Linked DNA regions of Homo sapiens: region 1 is linked to region 2. Evidence: read pairs that join two places in POLR2A ChIA-PET (ENCODE). Cell type or tissue: Caco-2. All regions are shown on one strand. Links, peaks and the distances in the headings refer to the core of each region. The heading gives the core; the rest is flanking DNA.

Region 1 (8,000 bases), core at 1-8,000, 130 kb before region 2:
GGAAGGAGATGAGGAACAAAAGACTGCGTATTGGGTACAGTGTACATTGTTCGGGTGACAGGTGCACCAGAATCTCAGAAATCACCACTAGAGAAGTTATTCATGTCACCAAACACCACCTCTACCCCAAAAACCATTGGAAATAAAGCTTTAAAAAATTATAATACTATATTTTTACTGTACCTTTTCTGTGTTTAGGTATTTTTAGATACACAAATATTTACCATTGTGTTACAGTTGCCTACAGTATTGTTAATGGCATACTGTATAGGATTTGTAGCCTAGGAGCAATAAGCTATATACCATATAGATCTGTAGTAGGCTATACCATCTAGGTTTGTGTAAGTACACTCTATGATGTTCACACAATGATAAAATCACCCAACAACACGTTTCTCAGAATGTATCCCATTGTTAAGTGACATATGACTGTATATAGCTTATTCACGTAGAACATGATAGCCATATGAAATGGATTGTCAGATAAGTGATTTCTTTGGAAATCTTGTATACCATTTGTGTTCTAAAAATTATAATAATGTTCTCCTTATTAAACATAGTGTCTTATACCTCCAAAACTGAAAGTATATTTTAGATGATTTACCATTTAGTGCTCATATATGTAGTATACCTTTTTTTTTCCAGGTTATAATTATATTTAAATCTTCCTCGGTCTATTTCCTTTGAGCGTAGAACCTGCCATACTGTCACAGTTTTCTCTGTATTATCAATATTTCTTGAATTTTTATCCTTTCAGCAAATTCTCTTGGCATTTACATGTTAACATTTGTATATGTGTTTGGTGTTCAGCTGGTAGCCGGTCTGGGTCTCCAGGAAGAGTTCTGACCACAACAGCCCTGTCCACTGTGAGCTCTGGTGTTCAAAGAGTCCTGGTCAATTCAGCCTCAGCACAAAAAAGAAGCAAGATACCACGGAGCCAGGGCTGTAGCAGAGAGGCTAGTCCATCTAGGCTTTCAGTGGGTAAGATTTTTTTTTTTTTTTTATGTGAGACATGTAACCCTTTTTTTTTTTTTTTCAGGCTTTGGCAGCATTGAAGACTTTGGAATACAATTAGGACTTACAAATTAGAAGAAAATAACTTAAAAATTCAACAATTGAAGAATAGTTTATGAGTTGAATTAGGTATCTTAAATGTGTAATTCAGGGCCTGGCACAGTGGCTCATGCCTGTAATCCCAGCACTTTGGGAGGCTGAGGGGGGTGGATCACTTGAGGTCAGGAGTTTGAGACCAGCCTGGCCAATACCCCCGTCTCTACTAAAAATACAAAAATTAGCCAGGCATGGTGGTGCATGCCTGTAATCCCAGCTACTCGGGTGGCTGAGGCAGGAGAATCTTTTGAACCTGGGGTGGAGGCTGCAGTGAGCCAAGATCACACTGCACTCCAGCCTGGGCAACGGAGACTCTGTCTCAAAAAAAAAAAAAAAAACCCAAAACAAAACAAACAAACCCTATAATTCATAGGAGCTTTGAAAAATATAGCTAGTACTTTAAAGGAAAAGGTTATTGTGGAATTTTATAACATATTTATCACATATACACATATATACACAGTTTCTTGTGTGTTTGACATTCGTGTTATAGTTCAGCCCTATTCAAATACTAGTAAACTTTAATATTTTCTCTGTGTATTGATTAGGATACTTTCAATTTCAGATAATAGTAATGATAGATGAAGCCAGCTTAAACATTAAAAATGGATTTATTAGTTAAGTTTGAAGATTGTACGGCCTTCAGGATTGACTAATTAACATTGCTATGATGAACCCAAAATCTGCCTATTTTCCCTTTCTCTCACTCTCTCTTCCTTCTTTTCTGCTTTATCAACCATGTTGCTGACTTTGTCCTTAGGATAGCTGCTACTTGATCCGTCATTTCCAGAGCAGAAAGCCCCTAATTATTCCAGTTTATTTTTAATAATTTTTTTTATTGTTTTAAGTCTTTTGCAGATTACCTATGTAACTTTAAAAAATATTCTCATATTTAAAGAAAATACTCATATTTCTATTTCTTGTTTCGTCAACCTCAATCAGTATCTCAACTTCCATACTTTTTCCTTCACCTTCCACTCTTAGAGTTATCAATTTTTACATTATTAAAGTTTACACATACATTTTCTTCTGTATCCACAAGCAAGTCTTATGTACTTGTTCCATAAGTTGGCTTTAAAAGATGAAAAGCTGTAAATAACATATACTGTGTTATGAGTAAATGAATGTTGTTTGCAGCCAAGACACCTAGTGTACTGTGAACCCATTTCTTCCCAAAGGTACAGTGAGTTCCCTAGGGACCACTTGAAGGAGAGTGTTCCTGTTATAAGGAGATGAATTCTCTTTCCTTACATTCCTACCAGTTATTTACTTATGTCATTATAACTTATACCAGTTATTTACTTATTATGCCACGTTTTCATTTGCTGTGTATATAGAAAGTGACTAAGAATAGTGTGCACTTCTCATATCCTTTAGGATTGCTTTCCCTTCAGTATTGCTGAAAGGAAATATGCAGTTCCTTATTTTTTCCAGACTTTCTTTTCAGTTCTCTCTGGATTAGTTGCATCTAGGCCTCTTGCTCAGCTATCTTCTTGAGATTCCTATTTGCTGCTTTCCTGGTTTGAATCACTCCCTCCTGGATCCTCTTTCTCTTCCTTTGCTCTTTTGCTTTGCTCGTACACATTCACAAATAATTCCTTAGAAATAGTGTGTAGGAGTCAAGCTTTTTGAAACCTTACTTGTCTGAGAATGTCTTTATTGAGTAGATGGCACCGATTTCGTTTAGGCCTACAGACTGAATTACTGTTCCTAGCGCTTTTCATTTATTCTGTGCCTGGTATTTGGCCCATGAGCCTCTGAAGTTTTCATCTAACTAATTCACTTCTTTTTGTTTTCCAGACATTATTTTAAATTCTCTACTCCACCTTTAGTCAGTCTTCACCCCTGTTTATTGTTTCTTTCGTTCCATATTTGTGGGTTTTTCATTTGTGAGGAGGTGAGAAAAAGAATGGGAATCGAAAGCATTGGCTTATTTTTTCCTCTTTTGTTTTTGTTTGTTTTAGAGACAGGGTCTTACTCTGTTACCCAGTCTGGAGTGCAGTGAATGATCATAGTTCACTGCGGCCTCGACCTCCTGGGCTCAAGCAATCCTCCTGCCTCATCATCTTAAGTAGCTAGGACTACAGGCATGTGCCACCATCCCCAGCTAATTTTTGTATTTTTTTTGTAGTGAGACAAGGTCTCACTATGTTGCCCAGACTGATCTCGATCTCCCAGCCTCAGGCAGTTCTCCCCACTCACCTACCCATGTTGCTGGAATTACAGGAATGAGCCACTGCACCTGGCATTTTTTCCTCTTTATCTTGAACTGAGAATTTAAGAATGGGTATTTTACTTTAGATTAATATTTGATAAGTATAGGGTTTTTCTCTCTATTAAAAGCAAGATTTTAACCTAAGATACCAAAAGTGTTAGAAGCCTCTATAGTTCAGTGAACAAAGAGAAAAATTGAGTTTTACTGTATTGTACAGTATGTTAAATATTTTTATTTGCAGCATTTTTAGTTTGGTAAAATATTATTTGCCCTTCTAATTTCATACAAACTAGAGGACCATATTTAAGAATTTAACTGTATTCCTGGTAATGCTTCAGCAAGAGTAATTTCTTTTCAGCCTTAGAAAAATTTAAGTTACTGTTCAGTCTTTAAGAAAGAAAAAAACAAAATTTTTTAAAATGCAAACTCTGTTCTGTTTTCTCCCTTACTGTGTGTGCTGCTGTTGCTTCACACCAGCCCGAAGCAGTCGTATTCCTCGACCAAGTGTGAGTCAAGGATGCAGCCGGGAAGCTAGTCGGGAGAGCAGCAGAGACACAAGTCCTGTTCGCTCTTTTCAGCCCCTCGGTACGTATTCGGGCAGGTGTTATGTGCATTGCTTATCCATGGTGTTATCACTATCTGTTAACTTCAGCATACCTGGGATTTAGCTTTCTTTGTCGACAGATCTTTCTCTCTACCCCTTTTCTGTCATTTTGAGGAAAGGAAATTACATGTTTGGGAAATTCCTTTGACTTGATTTACATGTCTGAAATGAATATGTTAGTCATTGTATTAACAGATTGCCTTCATAATCAAGTAAATGTCACACAGGTTTAAACTTCAGAATATTGAAGTCTAGATCTTTCTTAACAAGTAAACCTGCAAATTTAAAGATATTTAAATATTTAATCTCAAGTGAAATGCGGACTAGTTTGATAAAATACTTTTGTCTTTTTCAGCGGAAATGTTAACATTTCAGCTTAGATCATTTAACTTAGGTTACTAAAAAGAATGCCACAAAATAACATCTGAACTACTTATTAATGGTAGGGATTAACATTTTTATAATATTTTACAGTTTAACAGTCATTTCCTATGAGCTAATGCTCTTGTCACTGCGGTAAAACTTGTTTGTCCCCAACTGTATTGTAACCTTGATTGTAATACTATATTTACCTCAATTATAAAAATATTAAATGATTTTTTAAACATTCAGTATTAGGATAACTGGAGAGGTACAGTTTTGTATGTACATTGAGAATCTTTAGAATTTCTGCGTGATCCTTCAGCATTTTAACTAGTATTTTGTTTAAATGCACAAGCCTGTAGCCATTTTAGATTTTTTTTCTTCTTTTTCTTTTTTTTCTTTCTTTCTTTTTTTTTTTTTTTTGAGACGGAGTCTCGCTCTGTCACCCAGACTGGAGTGCAGTGGCACGATCTCGGCTCACTGCAAGCTCTGCCTCCTGGGTTCACACCATTCTCCTGCCTCAGCCTCCTGAGTAGCTGGGACTACAGGCGCCTGCCACCACGCCCGGCTAATTTTTTTGTATTTTCAGTAGAGACGGTGTTTCACCGTGTTAGCCAGGATGGTCTCGATCTCCTGACCTCATGATCCGCCCGCCTCGGCCCCCCAAAGTGCTGGGTTTACAGGCGTGAGCCACTGCACCTGGCCAGATTTTTTTTCTTTAACACAGTGTAGTTTACTGTAATACTTAGAAGGTTGCTCTTTGGACTTTGGAATGCTCAGGGAGAACCTAGTTCTACTTATCCAGTGGAATTCTTATTTCCTCAGATACATATGGTAGTATAGAATTTCTTTCATTGTTGTTGTTGTTGTTGTTTTGAGGTGGAGTCTCACTCTGTTGCCCAGGCTGGAGTGCAGTGGCACGATCTTGGCTCACTGCAACCTCCACCTTCCAGGTTCAATCGATTCTCCTGCCTCAGCCTCCTGAGTAGCTGGGATTACAGGCACCCACCACCACACCCAGCTAATTTTTCTATTTTTAGTAGAGATGGGGTTTCATGATACTGGACCAAGCTGGTCTCGAACTCCTGACCTCAGGTGATCCACCTACCTCGGCCTCCCAAAGTGTTAGGATTACAGGTGTGATCCACTGCACCTGGCCAAGAATTTCTAGTGGTTAATTTCTCATTCTCTGGGCCATTTGGCTCAAATATACTAGGCTTTTTTGTACTGACCTAGAAAACCCCATTAAAGCTAGAATCACAGGAATATGCCCAACCCTTGTTTGTGTTCCAGCCCCAGGTGCCAGAGAGTTTCCCTCTTTCTTTTCCCTCTGTGGGGAGGTGCCAAAGTAAAAAGAACTGTTCCACATCACTAAGGCTGTGTGTGGCAGGTACTTTGTCAGAGATATTTTTAGTTCATATGCAATAGAGTTAGTCTGCAGAATGTCTGTATGTGTGCATGTGCATGCGCATGCACATATACGTGGTGCATCCTCATGGATATACATTTAAAGAAATGAAATAAATCCTACATGTGTATAAAATAATCATCCTACTTTCAGGAGTGGAGGGAAGTGGAGTTGGGTGTGTGGTGGTTTAAGAATGTATATCATAGGGTCAGGTGGCCTGGGTTCATTCCCCAGCTACGTAACCTTTCTATGCCTGAGTTTCCTCATCTATAAAACAAGGATAATAATAGTGTGTACTTCTTAGGATTGTTTTGGAGACTCATAAATGAGAAATACGTGAAAAACTCCCTCAAGGCAGTGCTTGACACATAATGAGCACTCAGTTATCATGGTCATCATGGTCATCATCACTGCTACCACCACTGCTGCTGCTATTACCACTCTACCTCTTCCCCCTGAAACTCTAATCACTTACCCTAGAAACAGTTAAATTACACTTCAGTGGGAAGGATCTCAGATTTCTTAATGGCACCTGCATTTATATAATGTTGATATTGCACGTTCCTAGAAAACATATCAAGAAGAAACCAAAATGTGTTTCTGTACTTTGTAAACCTGTACAATAGTTAGAGATTAGAGGACCTTTATAATCTACTACTAATTACTGTGAAAGTAAACATTGTTTAATATACCAGTTCTTAAAGAAATATTTTGTCTAGTCATTAATATTCTAGTTCATCTCAAAGCTTCCATTTGACAATTTAAAATTACTTAAATTTTAATATTAAAGGAAACAGTTTTCCTGATTCTCATGAAAGTTCCTATTTGCACTGAAGATGACTAAACCTTTTAGTCATAGTTTTAGAAGAATTGGCTTTTTTATAGCCATTTTATTTACATATGGGTACTGCATAGCAAAGGCAGCAGATTAGCCCTGTTTGTTTTGCAGGGATGAAAGGTAGCATTCCCAGAGATTAAGTTGTTCTTGCTATTCCCATTCTCTGCTACATTTGCCTACATTCTTTGGTCCTTTCTATTATTTGTTTCTTTGGTGGAATCCCCTTGTTGCTTATGGCTGGATATTGTTATTCAGCAGATGAATCACAAGTTTAGCCTGAGGGCCCTAAAGCATCAGAAATAAATTAGAGCCGAGCAAAGTTTAACTTCTCTGGAACTTGCACCTTTAGTTTCCATGTATTTCTGGAACCAAGATATTTCAAAGGCTTACTTTATTTCAGACACCTATTATCTTCAAGTCACAGATAACTATTGATTCTGTAAAGTGTTTCAAAGATTTTTGTCCACTAGACATTTTTAAATTTGTTCAACTCCTCCTCATCATTTTAGAAATTATTTCTGTTAGGTAAAATTAAAACTAACAATGTATTTTAGTTTATTTTTCTAATGATACCAGTCACCTTTCGGGGCTAACTAAACATTTTGTGCAGCATTCTCTTAGTTTACATCCTCCTTTCTTTCAGTCTTCCTGTTTATTAAGGCTGTCCTGTAGCAAACAAAAGAGTGACTCATGTTAAAAGTATTTTAACTGCTCTAATATATCTGAGGAAGAATAACTTTCTAAATTAAAGTAATGTATTTTATTAAATATTAAAATGCATTTTTTGGCTATTCATTTCTGTATGTAAAAGAAAAGTTAACTTTATGGTGTTATGCAAAATATGCTAAATTTAGATTTTAGAGCAATATATAGGGAGATATGTCACAAATTTCTACATTTTGGTTAAATTATTAGTATTTTTTTGTATTCAAATGTGCCTTGATATTTAAATAATATACTGAATGCAGAATTTATGTTATGTGAACCATTATGGAAAATGTTAATGTTAACAAAATGAGGTGTATTGACTTTTCAACAATGTAAATTAAAGATGGTACATCTACTGTTTAAGGGCAGAGGAATTAAAAGAGTATAGATACTGAAATGTATCACTTACTAGTAGTGTGGCTATAATCAAATTAATTAATCTCTCTCTAGGCTTTAGCTTCCTCATCTTAGTTTGTTCAGGCTACTGTAACAAAATAACATAGATTATGTACTTTTAAATGACAGAAGTTTATTCGGCATGGTTTGGGAGACTAGGAAGTCTAAGATTAAAGAACCAGCAAATTTGGTGTCTGATGAGGACCCATTCCTTTGTTCACAGATGATGCCTTCTCATTGTGTTTTCAAATGTTAGAAGGAGCTAGCTAGCTTTCTGGGGTCTCTTTTGTAAAGGCACTAATCCCAGTCATTAGGGCAAATTGGCTCCTACAGGCCCCACCTATCTCCTAATACCATC
Region 2 (9,196 bases), core at 476-8,475:
AGATAAGCATACTTGCTATCTGTATACACATTTATTCTTTTTCCCTTTCCCAGTTCTAAGGCTCGGGTAAGTGCCACTAGTTCTGCTAACTGGGCACTGGTCCCTGGGGGAAGAGGCTTACTTTCAAGTATGGTTACCTCACTAACTATGGCGTAACCTGCCCTTCATATCCCATTCTCCACAAATTAACTTCCATCAGTATATAGGTTAAGGTCAGGATTAGTTAAGGGGAATGCTAAGAGATCATCTCAGGTGGCAGAAGTTTGGACTATAATTTGTTGGCAGTCATGCTCGATTGGTTCCCCATCCTCTGGGAGAAAAGTGGCAGGGTTGAGGGCCACGCATATGCATATTTGAAGCACCGGTCCCTTAAGGAGTAGCGCCTGGTATCTAAGTAGGCAGTTGTCTGATAGCCATAACTTCCTTTGGCACCTAGTAGGCCATTTACATCATGAGTAGTCCAGACAGTGAGATCCTTTCCTTGTATTATTTTGATAGCCTCTGACACTAAGATGGCCACTGCTGCAACTACCCTTAAACAGTGAGGCCAGCCTTTTGCTACCATGTCAATTTCCTTACTTAGGTATGCCACTGGTTGTGGGGTTGTACCGTGAGTCTGAGTAAGGACTCCAAGAGCTATCCCAGCTCTCTCTGTGACGTATAAAGAGAAGTTTTGTCCTGTGGGAAGGCTTAAAGCTGGAGCTCGTACTAGGGCCTGCTTTAAGGTTTTAAAGGCTGTTTCTGCCTCTGGTTCCCATTCTACTAGATGAGTATTTGCCTTCTGGGTTTCCTTGATTAGAGTATACAGGGGCCTGGCTATCTCCCTGCATCCAGGGATCCATACTCGGCAAAAGCAGGTAATTCCAAAGAACCCCCGCAACTGTTTTAATGTTTTAGGGCAAGGATAAGCCAGTATAGGCTGTATTTATTCCTTGCTGAGGGTCCTGGTCCCTCTGGCTAAGACTAGGCCTAGATATTTGACCTGATATAGGCAAAGCTGGGCCTTCGACCTAGACACCTTGTACCCTTGATTAGCTAGAAAGTTCAAGAGATCTAGAGTAGCCTGCTGGCACGAGGCTTCCGAACTGGTAGCCAAAAGTAAATCATCCACATATTGAAGGACCAGAGTGCCTGGACTTGAGAAGTGGCCTAGATCTTGGGCCAGTGCCTGACCAAACAGATGAGGGCTATCCCTAAACCCTTGGGGCAAGACCATCCACGTAAGTTGGGACATGTGGTCTGTGGGATCCTCAAAGGCAAAGAGGAACTGGGAGTCAGAGTGCAGGGGAATACAGAAGAAGTCATCCCTGAGGTCCAGAACCGTGAACCATTCTGCTTCCTCTGGTATTTGAGAGAGCAGGGTATAGGGGGTTGGGTACAACTGGATATAGAGGAATTACTGCCTCATTGACGAGTCTAAGATCTTGCACTAGTCTCCACTGACCATTTGGTTTTTGTACTCCTAGAATTGGGATGTTGCAGCGACTGCTGTATTTCCTTCCTAAGCCTTGAGCTTTTAAATGTTTAACAATATTCTGTAATCCTTTATGAGCTTCAGGCCTTAAGGGATATTGCCTTTGATAAGGAAAAGTGGTGGGATCTTTTAACCTGATTTGGATTGGGCAGGCATTTCTTGCCCTTCCAAATTGTCCTTCCAATGCCCAGACTTCGGGGTTGATTCCCTCCTCAAGTAGGGGACAACAAATGGGTAACTTGTTCCCCATATTCATGTAGATAATAGCTCCAGCCTTGGCTAATATATCCCTCCCTAATAAGGGTGTGGGAATTTCAGGCATAACTAGAAAGGCACGTGAAAAGAGCAAAGTCTCCCAATTACAGCTGAGGAGGTGGGAGAAATACCTGGTTACAGGCTGTCCCAGGATTCCTCAGATGGTAACGGACCTTGAGGACAGTCGTCCAGGACAGGAGATTAACACTGAGAAGGCCACGCCAGTGTCCAGGAGGAAGTCAATTTCCTGGCCCTCAATAGTTAAACATATCAGGGGCTCAGTGAGGGTGATGACATGAGCTGGCGCTTGCCCCGGGCACCCTCAGTCCTATTGTTGGATCATCTGGTTGGGGGCTTCTGACCCAGAGAACCTTCATCCTCTGGGGCAGTGCACCTTCCAGTGATTGCCTTGGCATAGTGGACATGGATGAGGGGGCAGCTTGTTTCTCATTGGACAATCTTTTTTAAAGTGTCCTAGTAAACCATACTGGTAACAAGTCTTACCGGGTGTTTGGCCTGCTCCATTTTCTGTCCTCTCTGAACCACCAAGGTTTGTTGGTCTGAGGGCCATGACTAAGGCTGCGGCCTTTCTCTGATCTCGCTTTTCCTTTTGGGCCTGTTCCTCTTGGTCCCTATTATAAAACACTGAGGTTGCCAGGTTTAATAATGCCTCTAGGTTTTGTTCAGGACCCAGGGCTTGCTTTTGGAGCTTTCTCCTGATATCTGTGGCTGATTGGGTAATAAACTTATCTTTTAGAATCAATTGACCCTCAAGTGATTCGGGTGACAGGGGAGTATATTTTCTTAAGGCCTCTCGTAGCCGCTTGAGGAAGGCAGAAAGATTTTCTTCCTTTCCCTGAGTTATGGTGGACATCACTGAATAATTCATGGGCTTTTTTCTAATTCTCCTTGGTCCTTCTAGAACACAGGTCAACAGATGTTTACGACTCCAGTCCCCATGATCTGCATCAAGGTCCCAGTGGGGATCCATAGTGGGGATGGCTTGCTGACTGGTAGGGAATTTGTCCCTTTCTTCAGCTGTCATTCTATCATTTACTGACTTAAGATACCAGGTATCTCCAAACTCTCAGTCTGCAGCTAAAGCCGCATTCTTTTCATTAAAGGCCAGGGTTTGATCTAACAGTAGCATGACATCTCTCCAAGTGAGGTCAAAGGTTTGCCCTAGACCCTGTAGGACATCTATGTACCTATCAGGATCATCTGAAAACTTCCCCAGGTCTGCCTTGATCTGTTTTAAATCAGAGAGGGAGAAGGGGACATGTACCCGGGTTGGGCCAAATTCCCCTCCCTGTACAGCTTGAAGGGGCCATAACCAATAGCCCAGGGGTTTTTGTGGTCCTTTGGAGATTTCTTTGCTTATTTCCTTCTGGGCAGGGGAGATTAGAGGAGGCTTATCATTAATAGGAAGGGGAGCTATAGGGAGGCTAGGATATGGGGGTAAGCTGAGAGGTCCTCCTGTGGGATGTAAATTGTAAGCTTTGCATAGTTGTGTATTCTCCCTCAATGAAAAGAAAGCTTGGACATAAGGTATTTCACTCCATTTGCTTTCCCTCTTACAGAAAAGGTCAAGCTGCAGGATAGTATTGTAATTTGTACTTCCCTTAGGTGGCCATTTTTCCCCATCAGAGAGAGAATATTGGGGCCAAGCCGTAGTGCAGGAAAAAATGAGCCACCTCTTCTTCAGGGTTTGTGGGTCAAATTGGTCCCAGTGGCTTAGTATGCATTTCAAGTGTGAGCCTGTTGATGCCTGAGTGTTTCCCATCTGAAAGACAAAACCGCCTGCAGTTTTGGTTTTTTTTTTTGTTTCTCCCCCTGCCCAAGAACCCTCAATGGTCCCTGGCCCCTGCTGATCTGAATAGTTGCGCTCACTGACGCAGCAGCAGAAACAACCCCTGTCCAAGAACCCGCAACAGTCCCTGGACCCTGCTGATCGGAATAGTTGCCCTCACCGACGCAGCAGCAGAAACGCTAGTTTTCCTCCCAGACCACATGGAGGACCGAGGAAGGTCAGATTTAGTGTCCCTTACTGACGCATTCTCGAAAACCTGCACGCTTGCATGTCCTCCTGGACCACAAGGAGGCCTGACCAAGAAAAATCGGATTTAGTGGCCCTTACCGACGCATTCTTGAAAACCTGTTAGAGTCCTAAGCATTGTCCTGTTAGTACTGGGGCTTTACCCCTCTCCTATAAAGATGTTATGCCCCAAAAATGAAGTGGAGGGCCATACCCTGTGGGAGGGAAGGGATCTCCAGGGTTGGAAGAGTGACGCCTTTTGTCCTCACTTATGTGAATAGGAAGGATACAATTTCTGAGGCTCCCCATATCCTAGCTTCAGGAATAGCTTTTGTTAGGCCTATTAGTCTGAGGAGGGATCCTAAAATTCCAGGTAGTCCCCACTATGACGGGCTTTGGGCAAAAATTATGTCTTTCTGATTGGGGAGCCCAGGTGCCTAAAGAAGGTAACAGAGTCCTGGAGTTTATACTAGAAATCATTCTTATAGGAGAAATGAGAAAAGCACCAGAGACAGGTAGCAATTTTTAGAAGTGGGACTAACCTCAGAGAAGAGAGGTGAGAGGAAGTTTGTCTGGCAGGCATTAGGACCCAGGGGGCAAGAGTCAGGATAGATAGGATAGATGGGCGAGTCTCGCTTGGGCGACATGCCTTTGAGAGTTCTGCTCATGGCCCCAGGGTCAACCAACTTGTTGTCAGGACCCTGGAGTTGCATACTTTCCTCTCTGTCTACCCTCGGCTCAGCCCAGAAGTACAGGAAAAGCGGAAGCTGGTTTTAGGCAAACCAACGCTCCCAACTCCGAAGAGTCAGGGGTTGTTAGAGAGCCCTTTCTCAGAAAGCCTGACACCCATGTCTTTAGTCCGGCGGCCGCGCTAGTCACTTTTAACTGGCTGACAGATGCCCAGTATTTAGCCCCCAAATTCTAAGGAAAAATAGGACAGAATAGCAAGCGAAAGGGGTCCGATGGTACTCACTGCTTGGCGATAGGCGATTGTTTTGCTGCTCAGCGATAGACGATGGTCTCACCACTTGGCGATAGTCTCACCGCTTGGCAATAGGTGATAGTCCCTTTGTGGTTGCCAAAATGTGTCTGGAATTGGTGGGTTCTTGGTCTCACTGACTTCAAGAATGAAGCCACGGACCCTCGTGGTGAGTGTCACAGTTCTTAAAGGCGGCATGTCCAGAGTTTGTTCCTTCTGATGTTTGGATGTGTTCAGAGTTTCTTCCTTCTGGTGGGTTCGTGGTCTTGCTGGCTTAGGACTGAAGCTGCAGACCTTCGCGGTGAGTGTTACAGCTCTTAAGGCAGCACATCTGGAGTTGTTTGTTCCTCCTGGTGGGTTCGTGGTCTCACTGGCTTCAGGAGTGAAGCTGCAGACCTTCGCGGTGAGTGTTACAGCTCGTAAAGGCAGTGTGGACCCAAAGAGTGAGCAGCAGCAAGATTTATTGCAAAGAGCTAAAGAACAAAGCTTCCACAGTGTGGAAGGGGACCCGAGCGGGTTGCCACTGCTGGCTCAGGCAGCCTGCTTTTCTTCTCTTATCTGGCCCCACCCACATCCTGCTGATTGGTCCATTTTACAGAGAGCCGCATGGTCTGTTTTGATAGGGCACTGATTGGTCCATTTTGACAGGGTGCTGATTGGTGCGTTTACACAATGGCACGAGCTCAGCTCACTGCAACCTCCACCTCCTGGGTTCAAGCACTTATCCTGCCTCAGTCTCCCAAGTAGCTGGGATTACAGGCATGTGCCACCACATCCGGCTAATTTTGTATTTTTAGTAGTGACAGGGTTTCTCCATGTTGGTCAGGCTGGTCTCGAACTCCTGACCTCAGGTGATCCACCCACATCAGCCTCCCAAAGTGCTGGGATTACAGGCATGAGCCACCACGCCTGGCCCAGACTCTTAAAACTATATACCCATTAGAGACCTAAAACTAACAAAAACAAAAAACCAACCAGAAAAAAAAAAAAAAAAAAAAAAAAAAAACTTTCTCTGAAAACAGACAACATCCTAGACATGGACAACTTTCCCAAGATCACAAATCAAGACTTCTCTACCATCATGAGACTCTTACCTCTTAATTTTTTCCTTACATATGCCTCTATAGACAATAAAAATAAATAAAAGTCTTATATGCACTCATAGAATATAGTTTTATTTATAAAAGATTTCAAAGCCAGTCTTCTAACAAACAACCTTGTGCCTTAATAAATTAAAAAATAGGCTGGGTGCAGTGGCTCATGCCTGTAATCCCAGCACTTTGGGAGGCCAAGGCAGGCAGATCACGAGGTTAGGAGGTCGAGACCATTCTGGCCAATATGGTGAAACCCCGTCTCTACTAAAATACAAAAAAATTAACCAGGCATGATGGCGGGCACCTATAGTCCCAGCTACTCAGGAGGCTGAGGCAGGGGCATCACTTGAACCCAGGAGGAGGAGGTTGCAGTGAGCCGAGATCGCACCACTGCACTCCAGCCTGGCAACAGAGCAAGACTCTGTCTCAAAAAAAAAAAATTAAACAATTAAAAAACCCCAATATAGATAACTGATGTTAATACCTTTATTACCTCATAATCAGTCAAAAACTTTAGTCCACTCCTCTTAACCAATATCATAAATTTAAAAAAAAACATTGCCAGGAGGCCTTCAGTCTTGTAGATACAGACATCATTTATTGTCTCTTTTTCCATAATTTAGAATAAATGAAGCAATGATTAGAAATTTATCCCTCATGGCCAGGCATGGTGGCTCACACCTGTAATCCAACACTTTGGGAGGCTGAGGCGTGTGGATCACATGGTTAGGAGTTCGAGACCAGCCTGGCCAAAATGGTAAAACCCTGTCTCTACTAAAAACACACACACACACAAAAAAACAAAAAAACCTGGGCATAGAGGTGCACGTCTGTAATCCCAGCTACTCAGGAGGCTGAGGCAGGAGAATCACTTGAACCCAGGAGGTGGAGGTTGCAGTGAGCCGAGATTGTGCCACTGCACTCCCGCCTGGCAACAGAGTGAGACTCTCTCAAAAAAAAAAAAAGGAAAAAAAAAGAAATTTATCCCTCATGGCCGGGCGCGGTGGCTCACACCTGTAATCCCAGCACTTTGGGAGGCCGAGGTGGGTGGATCTCCTGAGGTCAGGAGTTCAAGACCAGCCTGGCCAACATGGTGAAACCCCATCTCTACTGAAAAAAAATATACAAAAAATTAGCTGGGCATGGTGGCGGGTGCCTGTAATCCCAAAAACTCAGGAGGCTGAGGCAGGAGAATCACTTGAACCTGGAAGGCAGAGGTTGCAGTGAGCCAAGATTACACCATTGCACTCCAGCTTGGGCAACAAGAGCAAAACTCCATCTCAAAAAAAAAAAAGGCCGGGCATGATGGCTCACGCCTGTAATCCCAGCACTTTGGGAGGCTGAGGTGGGCGGATCACAAGGTCAGAAGATCGAGACCATCCTGGCTAACATGGTGAAACCCCGTCTCTACTAAAAACAGAAAAAAATTAGCTGGGTGTGCTGGCGGGCACCTGTAGTCCCAGCTACTCGGGAGGTTGAGGCAGGAGAAAGGCATGAACCCGGTAGGTGGAGCTTGCAGTGAGCCGAGATCGCTCCACTGCACTCCAGCCTGGGTGACAGAGCAAGACTCCGTCTCAACAAGTAAAAAAAAAAAAAAGAAAGAAAAAGGAAATTTATCCCTCATAGTAGACTCTATAGCTGACTCTACTGCAAAGGCCATGGCACAACAGACTTTAAGTTCTCTTGCTAAAGTTGTGCTAGATAACGGAATTGCTGTATATTACTTACTGAGATACAGAGAAGTATGTATCTCTGTATGCAGATACTTCTCTGTATCTGCATACAGAGAAGTATGTATCTCTGTATGCAGATACAGAGAAGTATCTGCAGTTGCTCACACTTCTTGTTGCACAGAGATGAACATATCAGGTATTATAGAGATTCAGTTACAGGGGATTAATAAACAAGCTGCTTGGTTAAAACAGCTTGATCTTTTATCTAGCTCTTTCTTTGATCTATTTGATTTTAGTTAGTTTAGTTCATGTTGACCCTGGCTAAGGGGCATACTCCAAAGTCTTGGTATTATCCTCTTGGTAATCTTAATAGTAGTCTCCTATGTGCACTAAGGACTTTCAAAAGTTTTAAATGTTTACATACAATCATCCATAAAATGTCCATAAAATTTAAATAAATAAAAATTCCAACATAATAAAAAAAAAGTATCCTCTACTCTAACGCTTACCAGAAAATAACCTAAAGTCCTTATTCGCACCTTACAAAACCCACTGTTGTACTATTTCCCAATGGGATTTGCGACCAGATAAGTACATTTACAATGGTCAGAAAGTAATGTCAATGTCTAGGATTTTGGTCAACCTCTCTATTTTGGTCAAGTTGAGAGGTTGAACAAAAGGGGAGAAATTGTTAAATTGAGTTTAGCCTAAAGTTGCCTCCTTATAAGTTCAGCCTAAAGGTTTCTCTGTACACAGTAAATTGTAACCTAACTGGATGTATAAATGGTCTATAACCTATTATAACAATCGCTGAGTTTTGGCTAATTACAGGAGGCCAACTGTTCAAATAATACACTCAACCAATCAAGCTGTTTTTATATCTCACTTCTGTTTTCCGTACATCACTGTCCTTTTTCTGTCCATAAATCTTCTTCCACCATGCAACAGTGTTGGAGTCTCTCTGAACATATTCTGGTTCGGGGTGGCTACCTGATTGACAAATCTTTTTTTTGCAAAATTAAACTCTTATATTTAATTTGTCTAAAGTTTTCTTTTAACACTATCCTTCTTTTATATTTTGGTCTCTTTATGACATTACTATTTAGCGCTGCTTGATACTTCTATTTTTTTTCCAGACAGGGTCTCATCTGTCACCCAGGCTAGAGTGGCATTATCATGGCTCACTGCAAGCCTTGACCTCCTGGTCTCAAGTGATCCTCCCACCTCAGCCTCTGGAGTAGCTGGGACCACAGGTGCAGGTCACCATGTCTGGCTAATTAAAAAAATTTTTTTGGCCAGGAGCGGTGGCTCATGCCTGTAATTCCAGCACTTTGGGAGGCTGAGGCAGGCAGATCACGAGGTCAGGAGATCGAGACCATCCTGGCTAACACAGTGAAACCCTGTCTCTATTAAAAATACAAAAAATTAGCCTGGTGTGGTGGCGGCCGTCTGTAGTCCCAGCTACTCGGGAGGCTGAGGCAGAAGAATGGTGCGAACCCCGGAGGCGCAGCTTGCAGTGAGCTGAGATCGCACCACTGCACTCCAGCCTGGGCAACAAAGCAAGACTCTGTCTCAAAAAAAATTTTTCTTTTGTAGAGGCAGGGGTCTCGCTCTGTTGCCCATGCTGGTCTCAAATTCCTAGCCTCAAGAGATCCTCCCCTCTTGGTCTCCCAAAATGTTGGGATT

What was found. Peaks named below come from ENCODE experiments on the same cell type or tissue, not always from the same donor. Only the 100,000 strongest peaks of a DNase experiment are listed, where the experiment ranks them.
Region 1: POLR2A ChIA-PET joins it to region 2 with 5 read pairs; 3 of 35 experiments call an interaction of 5 or more read pairs at or near these places.

The regions. Positions count from the first base shown.
Region 1 is chr3:33,577,731-33,585,730 of GRCh38, reverse strand. It overlaps CLASP2 (cytoplasmic linker associated protein 2), which reads left to right. Exons shown (of 39, transcript NM_001365631.1): 22 at 811-981; 23 at 3,803-3,910. Among named protein-coding and RNA genes, the nearest start is that of CLASP2, 140 kb to the left of the region's middle. RefSeq lists enhancers at 6,455-7,036, 7,416-7,926, 7,927-8,000. In Caco-2, for the core only: no CTCF peak of the experiment used is centred there; DNase peaks (open chromatin) are centred at 3,280, 3,880 and 6,650.
Region 2 is chr3:33,442,679-33,451,874 of GRCh38, reverse strand. LOC124909363 (a long non-coding RNA gene) reads right to left here and starts at 5,322. Exons shown (of 2, transcript XR_007095862.1): 1 at 4,738-5,322. RefSeq lists enhancers at 3,237-3,736, 4,871-5,372. In Caco-2, for the core only: no CTCF peak of the experiment used is centred there; DNase peaks (open chromatin) are centred at 4,452 and 5,344; H3K4me3 peaks cover 1,145 bases.